Linked DNA regions of Homo sapiens: region 2 is linked to region 1. The links are chromatin contacts, found by Hi-C or POLR2A ChIA-PET in ENCODE. All regions are on one chromosome and are shown on one strand. Each heading gives the region's core, a stretch centred on a gene start or an enhancer-like site at or near the end of the contact. The rest is flanking DNA. Distances are from core to core; before and after follow the strand shown. Region 1 holds the start of OR52H1 (olfactory receptor family 52 subfamily H member 1). Region 2 overlaps TRIM22 (tripartite motif containing 22).

Evidence for each region. Hi-C counts contacts between places; a loop is a spot of excess contacts on that map. ChIA-PET counts read pairs that join two places held with the same protein, here RNA polymerase II (POLR2A). Pooled maps may share reads with other maps.
Region 2: a loop to region 1 is called in a map with no recorded cell type, with 3 times the contacts of the local background. The contact joins the enhancer-like site here to the promoter of OR52H1 in region 1. A Hi-C loop is called at or near these places in 3 of 37 single-sample maps with no recorded cell type and 4 of 50 pooled maps. POLR2A ChIA-PET finds 5 or more read pairs at or near these places in 1 of 52 experiments (CD8-positive, alpha-beta T cell).

The regions. Positions count from the first base shown.
Region 1 is chr11:5,546,569-5,553,775 of GRCh38, reverse strand. OR52H1 (olfactory receptor family 52 subfamily H member 1) reads left to right here and starts at 5,236. Exons shown (of 2, transcript NM_001005289.5): 1 at 5,236-5,324. It also overlaps the pseudogene OR52H2P.
Region 2 is chr11:5,699,125-5,705,899 of GRCh38, reverse strand. The region is part of intron 4 of TRIM22 (tripartite motif containing 22); the gene reads right to left. Among named protein-coding and RNA genes, the nearest start is that of TRIM22, 13 kb to the right of the region's middle. Within about 2 kb of position 5,344, at least 2 of the 41 ENCODE cell types and tissues checked have a DNase peak (open chromatin) inside an H3K27ac peak, as active enhancers do.

The sequences.
Region 1 (7,207 bases), core at 3,987-6,486:
ATTTCCTTCTTGTGTGACTTTTGACAAATCACTTTTCTCTGCATCCTTAAAATGTGGATAATATTATTACCTGTCTCATAGAATTGTTAAGAAAATTACAAAAGTGGTCTCATGTAGTATATTAAAGGTTTTCAAAAAATATTAGCTTCTGTTATAAAGTTTATTTGCTTTTAGCTTGACCTAGGATTTAGAATATATAAATTGTATTTTTCTTCCACTAGAGGTCCTCTCTGTATTTGTAAAAAGCACACAAACCAATTTTCTCTGATTCTTAAACAAGATTTCCTCATTAATTCCTAAGGGTGGACTGAGATTGAGCCTCATACCCTTTCTCATTTCATTCATATAGGAGGCATCAAACATCACAATCTCAGAGAACATTCTGGTCTACAAGCCTTAAGTCTCTCTATGTAGTGTCTGAGATATCAGAACAGTCGTTGAAATTGGGGTAGGGTCAGTGTTGGGACAAATTACAGTTCCAGTGATCCGTTTCTTTACATCCTTTGCTACACGTCCACGCCTCTTCTGAATTCTTGGCATCTCACAGTGAGTTGAAGCAGTTACCTGGTGTAACAGCAACATGAAAGAGTAGTGGCTGTGGAATCTAATGACCTTGGCTCTGCTAGTTACTAAAGGTGAGATGTTAGGTAAGATTATGTCTCAGTTTCAGTTTCTGTAAAAAAAAAAAAAAATGAGGTGGATAAAAATACGTATCTCAGAAGGTTTTTCTAAATAAGATAATATTTTTCAAGAAACTGGCATGTACTAGGAGTCAGTAATTGTTAATTATCTCATTTTCCCAACTGTGACCCAGTATTTTTCAGTTTCTTTCTATCCCTGCATGTAGTTAGACTACTTTTCTCTATACTCATATTTATATAGCAGCAACTTACATTGACCCAGGGAGAACTCAGTCATTAAAATGGGAACAGCAGTTTATGCAGTTTGAAGAAGATTCTAGAGTAACTGGATGATTAGTATCAGAAGTATTGGGTCTGAGAGTCTTTCTTCAAGTGATGAACATTGCTGTTAATATCAATGAGAGGTTTTTTCTTGGAATATAGGAAAGAGGCGGACCAGCCCCTAGGAAGCAGTGGAGGAAGAATTACCATACAATTTCCTCATGTTCATTATAAGCAATTTGTTTTTAGGACACAGAAGCTATTGATCTTAAAGGCCATGTACAACATGAGTGACCATGGTACAGGCCTGTTCATCCTTTTGGGTATCCCTGGACTTGAGCAGTACCACGTCTGGATCAGCATCCCATTCTGCTTAATCTATCTCATGGCTGTCGTGGCCAATAGTATCCTTCTCTACCTCATTGTGGTAGAGCACAGTCTTCATGCACCCATGTTCTTTTTCCTTTCCATGCTGGCCATTACTGATCTCATATTGTCCACCACATGTGTCCCCAAAACACTTAGCATCTTCTGGTTTGGTCCCCAAACAGTTTCCCTGGCTGTCTCACCCAATTATTCTTTCTGCACTATAGCTTTGTGTTGGACTCAGCTATACTGCTGGCCATGGCATTTGACCGCTATATGGCCATTTGCTCACCCTTGAGATACACTACTATTCTGACTCCCAAAACCATTGTCAAAATTGCTGTGGGAATATGTTTCCGAAGTTTCTGTGTTTTTGTCCCATGTGTTTTCCTTGTGAATCGTTTACCCTTCTGCAGGACACATATCATTTCTCACACATACTGTGAGCACATAGGTGTTGCCCAGCTTGCCTGTGCTGATATCTCCATCAATATCTGGTGTGGATTTTGTGTTCCCATCATGACGGTGATGACAGACGTGATCCTCATTGCTGTCTCCTACACCCTCATCCTCTGTGCTGTCTTTTGCCTCCCCTCCCAAGATGCCCGTCAGAAGGCCCTTTGCTCCTGTGGTTCCCATGTCTGTGTTATCCTCATATTCTATATACCAGCATTCTTCTCCATTCTTGCCCATTGCTTTGGGCATAATGTCCCTCATACCTTTCATATTATGTTTGCCAACCTTTATGTAATCATTCCACCTGCTCTCAACTCTATTGTCTACAGAATAAAGACCAAGCAAATCCAGAACAGAATCCTTTTGCTCTTTCCCAAGGGGTCCCAGTGATAGGTGCCTGAGCTCTTGGAGGTAGGGACAAGTTCCTAGTGTGTGTTAGGTCAAAGACTGAACCTGTGTTCAGACACCCAAGAGAAAGGACAGACTAAAATTTATTAACGAAAACTTGAGTTTTGCTTTCTTTGTGATTTGAGGCAGAAGTCTACTCAATCATTTCAGTTATAGCAAAGTAAGTTCTGAGTCTAGGAAATAATAAATATTTTTTGACTTCTAGAAACAAGAACTTTTGTAATTCCTTATGATTGCTCTAAAGTGATTATAAAACTTTTAATGAAGACAATGTAATGATTGGCAAATCTGAATGGTTTTTCAGATTTATTTATCATGGTAGTTTATTTATACATCATAGCAAGGCAGGAAAATTACCTCTTTGATGACTCTGCAGGGTTCTGGGTTTTTACTTTGTTCACTCCTATTAATTTCTAAACAACATCAAGTATAATACCTAGCACACACTAGGGACATAGGCAACATTTATCAAATAAATAAATGGCAAATAATCATAAAATTATTAATTTAAGAGTGCAGGTGTTTATATTAAGCAAAGGGATAAGGCAATGATAAAACTCAATGTTTAACTCAACCTTGAGAAAGCCAAATGAGTTGTGGGTGGGTGGAGTTTTCCACAAGGAATAAAAGGAGGAAGGCAAATTCCTATGGCTAGTAAAATGGTAAAGCACGTACAGACTAAGAAGTGGGTTTAAGACTTGACCAATTGGAAGCATTGGTGGTCTCAATTTTTTTCATGTTTGTATCTCCATAGAGATGTAGTCACAAGCCAAAAATGTACCTCTGTATGATTCATTGTCTCTTCAAATCCAGTATGCATAACTTGGTCATAGTGAGTCATTCAGTCACTTGGTCAGTAATACTTATTTTTAGGTGTCTGCCAGGCAGCAATGATAATCAATGTCTTATTTCCCTTTCAAATCTGATACGTCCTCAAAACCTGTGGTTTTTTTCTAAATAACCTCTTGGATTCCCCGGCTGAGTGCAGGCACCCTCCTCCCCTACCCCAGTAGTTCAAACCCTCACTGCTTTCACTTGACTCAAAATATCAGAGTTGTTCATGGTCTCTTTACCTTGAGACTACTTTCCCATCCCCGTGCTACTACCCTTTTCACATGTCATTGAATTTTTATTTCTACAATGGCTCTCAACATATAGTTTTAATAGAAAAGAATGTCCTTTGGACTCGGAGAATTGTGTTTGAATTTATAGTCTATCTCTTAACATGTGACAATAGCTACATGCATTGTTTCCAAAATTACTTGATGTATTTTGCATACCATAAATAAAAATATAGTCAGGTCCCACTTAACAATGAGGATAGAGTCTCATAAATGTGTTGTTAGATGATTTTATTATTGTGCAAATATCATAGAGTGTACTTACACAAACCTGTGTGATACAGCCTTGGCTCTCTATTATATTCTATAGCTCCTAGGCTACAAAACTGTACATCATGTTACTATACCGAATATTGTAGGGAAGTATAATATAATGGTATTTGTGCATCTAAACATGTCTAAACATAGACAAGGTACTCTAAAATATGGTATTGTAATCTTATGGGACAATTGTTCAGAAACATTGTTATGTGGCATATTACAAAGTATAAATAGAAAAGGCAAAAAGAAAAGTAGAAAGATTTTTAAAAATTAAGACAAAAAATAGGCCGAAAATACACTTTCCACCTGCTATGAATTTTTGTTCTCTTATTATATGTGGGTCAGAAATTGAGCTGTAAGCTTTCTAACAGTCTATGTGAGAGTTAAACATGATTAGCTACATAATTCATGATGGCTATAAGTTACAGACAGTTAATTGTTAGAGAAGCAAAACTACTTCTTATATGAAGAATGGAGAAATATCTTTAGAAAGCTCTTAAAGAATAGGCAGTAAGTGATGCAATTAATCACATTCTTACAGAATACACAAGTTCATGTGACTCTTCAGTCCCTTATCCTAGTATAGAGAGGTGAAGCAACCTCAATTTTTATTCAGCGAAAGGTAAAAATTCTGTTGGGAGCCAATACAATACTAATCTCATTAGTTCTGGTTTATTCCAGATATTCTAGAACATTCAGAGTACTGAGTGGACTCCTGGCAATCTTTATTAATTAACACATTCAACAATATTTAGCAAACGTTTGACAAACATTGACAAAAACTGACTTGGCTTTCAGAATTGTTGGGTAAAAGCCTCTTAGGTAAAAATTGATATCTGGACTTGCAGAAATTCCTGACAGTACCAGCTGGTAGACCTAACAGTTTCTCCATAAGAATATATTTTATTTGCTCATATTGTTTTTACCAATAAAAATGTTTAATGAAGTTTAATGTTTTAAAAATTATAAGTGGGAGATAAGCTATAGGTATGCAAGGGCACACATAGTAGTATAATGGACATTGGAGACCCAGAAGAGGAGAAGCTAGGAGAGGGGTGAGGGATGAAACATCACCTATTGAGTACAATCTACGCAATATGGGTGACAGGTACGCTAGAAACCCAGACTTCAACCTTATACAATTCACCCATGTAATCAAAAAACACTTGTACCCCTAAAGCCACTGGAATTTTTAAAAGATAATATTAGAATTATTTCATGTGGGCCATATAATTTTCATCTTAACAGGTGCCCTAGGTTATTCCTTTACACCATAAGTTTGCCGATATGTTAAGCATTTTCACTAGCAGTATCCTATTAATTTGTCAATCCTTATAAAATCTTGAGAGACAGGTACTAATATGACCACCTTTTAATGGAAATTAAGTAACTCATCCAAAGTCCTTTATCTGGTAAGTGAGGGCATGAACTTGAAACCTGGGTGATATGATAGGCACATACACACAGCTTTCCACCCACATACACATCAGCTTACAAATAAATAAATAAATAAAGCACTCTAAGGCAGTGTTAACTCAAAGGCATGAACAAGGTTAATAGAATCTTTTTCATCTTCTTCCCTTGAGGGTGAGAAGAGGGCATGTCAGAGTCTCTAATCCCCTAACTACCTACCTTTTCCCCACAAGGAGCAGTGAGTGATCAGAGAAAATAAATGGACAGGGAATCAACCTCTCTAACGTCCTTCCTTTTCCTTCCACTCATGTTTTTTTTTGGTTGGTGTGTCTGCTGTCTTGTAGATTTTGTCAACACACTCTTTCTTCTTTCCCTTTGGCCTGATCCCCAAGATTTGGTGAGTATTGGCTGTTTGAAGGGGTTTGATTGGGACAAGACTTAGAGAAAGTGAGTGAAAAGCCAGGGCTCTATTTCTTAGGGACCATGGGCTGGGCACTATAATTTTCTTTCCTGAGCAACTCCCATTTATAAACTGAGGTCCTGATCTCCAGTACTTGTGTATATGCTCCACTGAGTTAAGCATCAAAAGATCAGAACAGATGGACAATTACACAGCTGCGTTAAGTATGACCACAGTTAGCAGTGTTAGGAAATTTCTGTTTCAGACATGTGACAAGAGTCCATAACTCTAACTTAAAATGTAGAATTAAGTGTGCTGGTATGTGTGTATGCCCAGGGGTGCTCCTGTTAATTTTTATCCATCTTGCAATTTCTGTTCTCTTTTCCACTGCATGGTCTGGTTGTTAATGATAATACTAATGATATAAAATATAACCTAATATAAAGAAGTAAAACTTGTTACATGCTTACTATGTTTCAGGTACTATATTAAAGAATATTTTTCGGCTGGGCGTGGTGGCTCACGCCTATAATCCCAGCACTTTGGGAGGCTGAGGCAGGTGGATCACAAGGTCAGGAGTTCAAGACCAGCCTGGCCAACATAGTGAAACCCGTCTCTACTAAAAATACAAAGAAATTAGCCAGGCATAGTGGCGGGCACCTGTAATCCCAGCTACTCGGGAGTCTGAGACAGGAGAATCACTTGAACCATGGAGGTGGAGGTTGCAGTGAGCCAAGATTGTGCCACTGCACTCCATCCTGGGCAACAGTGCAAGACTCTGTCTCAAAAAAAAAATTCTTTTTTCAATGTGTATCATTTTGTCCTAATAATAATTATAAAAATTAGAAATATTAATTTCTTTTAAAAACATAGGAACCCAAATATCATGTAGTTTAAATAGCTTGCCCAGATTCACATAGCTAGTAAATTGTGGAACCAGGATTAAATTGTGAAACCTAGCTTTCTGAGGCTCCAGAGTACATGCTCTGTGCCAATATTTTGCTAACATACTGTGGATGCCTGAGAGTATGTATGTGTATCTACCATAATACCATAATTATTGCTGATAAAATTAACACTAGTTCCTTTATATCACTCAATACCTAGTCCATATTTAAGTTTCCCTAACTATTCATTAATTGAATTCAATACCTGGTTTGTTTAAACAGAATTCAATCAAGAACTACACTGCAGGCCGAGCGTGGTGGCTCACGCCTGTAATCCCAGCACTTTGGGAGGCTGAGGTGGGTGGATCACCTAAGGTCAGGAGTTCGAGACCAGCCTGGCCAACATGGTGAAAGCCCGTCTCTACTGAAAATACAAAAATTAGCTGGGGGTGGTGGCGGGCGCCTGTAATCCCAGCAACTCGGGAAGCTGAGGCAGGAGAATCGCTTGAACCGGGGAGGCGGAGGTTGCAGTGAGCCGAGATCGTGCCACAGCACTCCAGCCTGGGTGACAGAGTGAGACTCTGTCTCAATAAAATAAATAAATAAATAACCACACTGCATTTATTTGTTTTTCTCTTAAATGTACTTTAATCTGGAAATGGATTTTCCTTATCTAATATTCCCCTTCCCCCTTTAATGGCATTGACTTGAAAAAAGAAAACAGATTGTTGTAGATTTTTCCACATTGTGGATTTGTCTGATTGTTAAATGAGAGAGTTAACCGTCTGTGCACCCGTGTGTGTTTGTGAATGCTTTTGGATGACTTCATGAACATCTGTTGTATTTGAGTTCATGGAAATACAAAAACTTGAGAAAACCTTTCCTCACATATGTATGAATAAAGGATGACCTCAGACAAGTTGGGAGTGCTGTGAGTTGTTATAGAGGCATTACTGGGGAAGAAGGTATAGGACCAGTGGAGAGGTTTTAGGA
Region 2 (6,775 bases), core at 4,095-6,594, 150 kb before region 1:
TGATCTCATACATTTTTCAGTATGAAACAAGCCACAGGACCAAGTAACTGAGTAGGTCTTAAATGTAACTTACTATTTCCCAACTATTTACACCCCACTGTCCCGAATAGTGTCAATATCCACTTAGTCATCATCTTTGAAACTATAAAATTTTATCCTGGATTCCAACATTTTATTAACCTAGACTAGTTTACATTTTTAACTGTTTTTAGCTATCTTTTCTTTCTCACCATAACCATTATTTCCTTTATTTTTTTGAACAAGTATGTACCAATATATTTGATCTCCCGCTGTCTGATCTGACCCCCTTTATACCAACAAAGACTTGACCTCCAGTTGACTTCACACCCTCAGAAATAGTTTCACTGCCTGTATTAGCTTTTTTGTTGTTGTAATATCTGACAAAACCAACTAAAACTGGTTTAAATTTTTAAAAAACAAATTCAAGGGGTCAAGTATAATTTTACTCATAGCTACATCTTTAAACTAAAATCTTGCCATCAGAATCTGGTTTTTCTTCTAAAAATTATATTTCATACCTATTATATTGACTTATTTTCAGATTAATTATGGCATCAGCTTGACTCTCCTGGTTTAAATTATTATCCCTGATATGATACCCATCAGAAAAGACAACGGCTCTTTTTACTCATGACAGTAAAATTCTAAGGCATGCAAACCATCGACTCCAATTGAGTCAAGTATATATCTTAAAATAATTACTGTAAAGTTGGTAAAAATATAAGAGTTGGATATAATGATTTGCCAGAACTGAGTAACATATACATGCCTAATGCTACTAATTTTGTCTACTTTAACCAACTGCAGGGAATGAGGCAGGGTAGGGATGGTTCCTCAAAAGTTATTATAAAGAAACAATCAAAAGGAATAGAGGTTAGACAGACAAACAAATATTGTCCTCTATGGTCCATTCCTCAGCTGTCTGCCACGTCTTCAGCCTTATTACCAAACTGTTTGCAAAAAATGGCACATTCCTCAGCTCTCTGCCACCTCTTCACCCTTATTACCAAACTGTTTGTGAAACAGGGCACAATATAATACAATGGCTACAATAACATTAAAAATAGATAACTTATACCATATAACCACTATAACTAAAAATAAATCAAAGACCTAAAGATATAAAACTCCTAGAAGAAAAGGGGAAAATTGCATGACATTGGATTTGGTAGTGATTTGTTGGCTATGATACAAAAAGTAAAGGCAATGTGAGAAAAAAATAAATAAACAGATCTTTACCAAAATGAAACTTTAAAAAAATCACTTTTAAGTTATGAAGAACACTATGAAGAGAGCGAAAAGGCAATCTACAGAATGGGAAAGCATATTTACAAATTATATGTCTGATAAGGTATTAATATCCAGAATCTATAAATGACTCCTAAAATTCAACAAGAAAATCAACATCCATTCAGATAAAACCTCTCAACAAACTGATAATAAAAGAGAACATCCTAAAAACTGATAAGAAACATGTATAAGTAGTATACAACTAATAACATAATTAATAGTGAAAGTCTGAATTACTTCCTCCTAAAATCAAGAAAAAGACTAGCGTGTGTGGTTTCACCACTAAGGTCAACATTGTATTGGAAGTTTTATCAAGTGCAATAAAGAAAAAAAAAGAAAGATAAAGAAGAAAAGAGTAAAAATAAAAAGAAATAAGACATCTAGCATGAAAGAGAAGTAAAACTATATTTGGTTTGGTAGAATGATTTATTTTCCTTTGGGTATATACCCAGCAGGGGGATTGCTGGGTCTAACAGTAGCTCTGTTTTAAGTTCTTTTAGAAACCTCCAGACTGCTTTCTACAATGGCTGAAATAATTTACATTTCTACCAACAGAGTACATGTTCCCATTACTCTGTAGCCTCACTAGCATCTGTTAATTTTTGACTTTATAATAATAGCCATTCTGACTGTTGTGAGATGGTATCTCGTTGTGGTTTTGATTTGCATTTCTCAGGTTATTAGCAATGATGAGCATTTTTTCATATGTTTGTTGGCCACCTGTATGTCTTCTTTGGATAAATGTCTGTTCATGACTTTTGCCCATTTTTAATGGGGTTCTTTGTTTTCTTGCTTGTAGCAAAGACATGGAATCAACCCAGGTATCCATCAATAGTAGACTGGATAAACAAAATGTGGTACATATACACCATGGAATACTACATAGTCATAAAAAAAATAAAATTTCCGGGCGCGGTGGCTCATGCCTGTAGTCCCAGCACTTTGGGAGGCTGAGGTGGGCGGATCACGAGGTCAGGAGATCGAGACTGTCCTGGCTAACAAGGTGAAACCCCGTCTCTACTAAAAATACAAAAAATTAGCCGGGCGTGGTTGCAGGCGCCTGTAGTCCCAGCTACTCGGGAGGATGCAGCAGGAGAATGGCCTGAACCCGGGAAGCAGAGCTTGCAGTGAGCCAAGATTGCGCCACTGCTCTCCAGCCTGGGTGACAGAGCAAGACTCCATCTCAAAAAAAAAAAGAAAAAAAAAGAATAAAATTATGTCCTTTGCAACAACATGGATGCAGCTGGAGGCCATAATCCTAAGCAAATTAACACGGGAACTGAAAATCAAGCACTGCATGTTCTCACTTATAAGTGGAAGCTAACTATTGAGCATACGTGGACATAAATATGGAAATAATAGACACTACAGACTACACTAGGGGAGGGAGGAGGGTGTGTGAGTTGAAAAACTACTGATTGGGTAATATGCTCATTACCTGGGTGATGGGATCTGTATCCCAAACCTCAGCATCACCCAATATTCCCATGTAACAAACCTGCACATATACTCCCTGTATCTAAAATAAAAGTTGCAGTTTTAAAATTAACTATATTTATTTACAGACAGCATGATTCAGTATGTAAATGATCTCAAAGAATATACACACACAAACACACAACTACTAAAACTAGTAAAAGTTCAGCATGTGGAATAAATATTAAAGTTTTGAAAGAATAACACCCATGACTCAAGAATTTTATATTCAGAAATTTTGTCCCGCAATAATGAAGGAAATACTTTGCCATAAACGTTAAAAGACATTATTCAGGGGGAAGAAGAGTATATGTCTGAAATTCAGATCTTCACAAAGAGAGAAAGAGCACTGAAAAAGAAGTAAAGGTAAATAAAATATTTTGTTTTTCTGATTCTCAACTAATATATAAGATAATGGCTTAAAGTAATAATATCAACAATGTAGTGGGCGATTACAGCTTATGGATAAGTGAAATGAATGACAGCAACGTTACTCAAGATTGAGGATACTCTGCTCTAAGGTACCTGCACTACATGTGAAGGGGTATAGTGTTATTTGTAATTAGACTTAGATTAGTTGTAAATGCATATTGCAAACTCCAGGGAAACCACTAAGCCTTTATATATATATGTATAGTGTTATTTATATTTTTAAAATATATTTTTATATATTTATAAAAAGTTTATATTTTTAAAATATTTTTATATTTCAAATATATTTGTATGTTTGTTTTATATTTATATATATACCTTTAGGCATATTAGTTATATTATTATTAGTTATATTAGTTATATTATTAGGCATATTAGTTATATTTATATATATACCTTTAGGCATATTAGTTATATATTATATATAACTATATATAATATAATATATATTAGTTATGTATACTAGTTATGTATATATAATATATAACTAATATATATTAGTTATGTATATGTAATATATAACTAATATATATTCGTTATGTATATGTAATATATAACTAATATATATTAGTTATGTATATTATATATAACTAATATAGCTATATTTGTGATGTATATTAGTAATATATAACTAATAAGCTAAGAGAGGAAAGAAAATTGAATAATATAAAATAATCAATTGAATAATACAAAATAGTTAAAAGAGGGCAGAAAAAGAGAGGAAGGGAAAAAAAAGCAAAGAGCAAGTACGGTCAATAGAAAACAGTGAAAAATGGTAGGCGTTTTAATTTTCTGGGGTTGCTCTAACAACGTAGCAGCACAAACTGTATGGTTTTTAAACAACCGAGATTTAGTCTCTCACAGTTCTTGAGGCTAGGTTCAAAATCAGGATATTGGTAATGTTGGTCCCTGCTGTAATCTGTTCCACGCTTCCCTATTAGCTTCTGGTGGTTGCTGGTACATTGATTTTGGGCTCTGAGCTTTCAGAACTATGAGACAATTTTTTTGTATGAGGTTTTAAGTTATAAAGTTTGTGACAATTTCTTACAGCAGCCACAGGAAATGATTACCGCTACAGTTGTACCTGAACAGCACACTATATAGCAACTGATTTAAATGGCATTCATAGAATATTCCATCTAAAGGCAAATATCTATTCTTCTCAAGCTCACATTGAAAATTAACCAAGCTATAACACATTCTATACCACAAAATACACGTTAACAAATGTAAACAATTGAACTCATACAAAATGTTTTCTTACGCAACAATAGAATTTAACTAGTAATCAGTAACAGACAGCTGTAATACTCCAAAATATTAAGCAACACTTTAAAAATAGGCTTAGTGGGTTTTATTGGTAAACTGATGAATTCTACCAAAAGTTGGAGAAGGAAATTATTAAAATTCTCCCCAAATTTGTTTCAGAAAATGAAAGGAGATGGACTATTTTGTAACACATTCTATGAGGTCAGCATTACCCTAATCCAGAGCCAAGTAAAGACATTATGAGAAAGGAAAACCAGAAACCAGTATCTCTCATGAACACAGATGCAAAAATTCTCAACAGTACGTTAGTAAAACAAATCCAACAAAATATATATAAAAATTGTGCACCACAAGTAAGTGGGATTTATTCAAGGTATGCAAGCTGGTTCAATCTTTGAAAATTATTAATGTAATCTCCCATATCAATAAAGAAGAAAAATCATATGATTATATCAACTGAGGCAGAAAAGCTATTCGACAAAATTCACACCATTCATGATAAAAAGTCTCAGCAAACTAGGAATAAAGAGGAAGTTTCTCGGCCGGGTGCATCTGAGGTCAGGAGTTCAAAACCAGCCTGCCCAACATGGCAAAACCCTGTCTCTATTAAAAATACAAAAATTAGCTGGATGTGGTGGTGGGCGGCCTGCAGTCCCAGCTGAGGCAGGAGAATCGCTTGAACCCGGGAGGCAGAGTTTGCAGTGAGCCGAAATCGTGCCACTGCACTCCAGTCTGGGTGACAGAACGAGACTGCGTCTCAAAAAAAAGAAAAAAAGAGGAAGTTTCTCAACTTCATTACAAATCTGAAAAAAAAAAAAAAAAAAAAAGACTCCTATAGCTAACATCATACTTATAAGTGAGAGACTGAGTACTTTCCCCCTAAGGTCAGAAAAAAGGAAAGGATATCCCCTCTCACCATCCCTGTTGAACATTGTACTAGAAGTCCTAGCTAGTGTAATAAAACAAGCAAAGACAAATAAAAACTATACAAACTGCTGGCCAGGCGCGGTGGCTCACGCCTTTAATCCTAGCACTTTGGGAGGCCAAGGCGGGCAGATTGCCTGAGCTCAAGAGTTCGAGACCAGCCTGGGCAACACAGTGAATCCCTGTCTTTACTAAAATACAAAAAAAATGTAGCCAGGTGTGGCGGTGTGCGCTAGTCCTGGGAGGCTGAGGCAGGAGAATTATTTGAACCTGAGAGGTGAAGGTTGCAGTGAGGTGAGATTGTGCCACCACATTCTAGCCTGGGTAACAGTAAGAGACTCCGTCTCCAAAAAAATACACCAAAAAAAAAAAACCATACAAACTGCAGAGTATGAAACAATTAACTTTATTCTCAGATGACATGATTCTCCATGTAGAAAATGCCAAAGAATTGACATTAAAAAAAAAACTCTTCTATGACTAATAAGTAATTATAGCAAGGTTGCAATATACAAGATTAAAATACTAAAGTCAGTTTCCTTTCTATGTGCCAGCAATGAAGAATTGAAATTTGAAATAAAAAAAAAATTACAATAGCACCAAAAGTAAAACAGAAAAAACTCTTTAAAAAGGTACAGAATCTACATGTGGAAATAATAAGCTTTTCAGCAGTGTTAGTTATTAGGAAAAAGCAAATCAAAACTGCATTGAGATACCATTATGTTCCCACTAGAAAGGCTGTAACTAAAAAAAAAAAAAAAAAGGAAATAATCAAGTATTAACAAGGATGTGAAGAACCTAGAAACTTTTTATATTGCTTTTTATAAGCTTTTGTATTGTTACTCATATAAAGTGAGTAACAACTTTGGAAAATAGTACGACAACTTAAAACTTATACATAAACAACATACAACACTCTTTTTTTTTTTTTTTTTTTTTTTTTTTTTTTTTTTTTTTGAGACGGAGTCTCGCTCTGTCGCCCAGGCCGGACTGCGGACTGCAGTGGCGCAATCTCGGTTCATTGCAAGCTCCGCTTCCCGGGTTCACGCCATTCTCCTGCCTCAGCCTCCCGAGTAGCTGGGACTACAGGCGCCCGCCACCGCGCCCGGCTAATTTTTTGTATTTTTAGTAGAGACGGGGTTTCACCTTGTTAGCCAGGATGGTCTCGATCTCCTGACCTCATGATCCACCCGCCTCGGCCTCCCAAAGTGCTGGGATTACAGGCGTGAGCCACCGCGCCCGGCCACAACATACAACACTCTTAAAATCTACTCAAGATAAATGAAAACATGTTTGTATGAGGACATGTAAGTGAATGTTTACTGTAGCATTATTCATAATAGTCCCTAACTGGAAAATATTC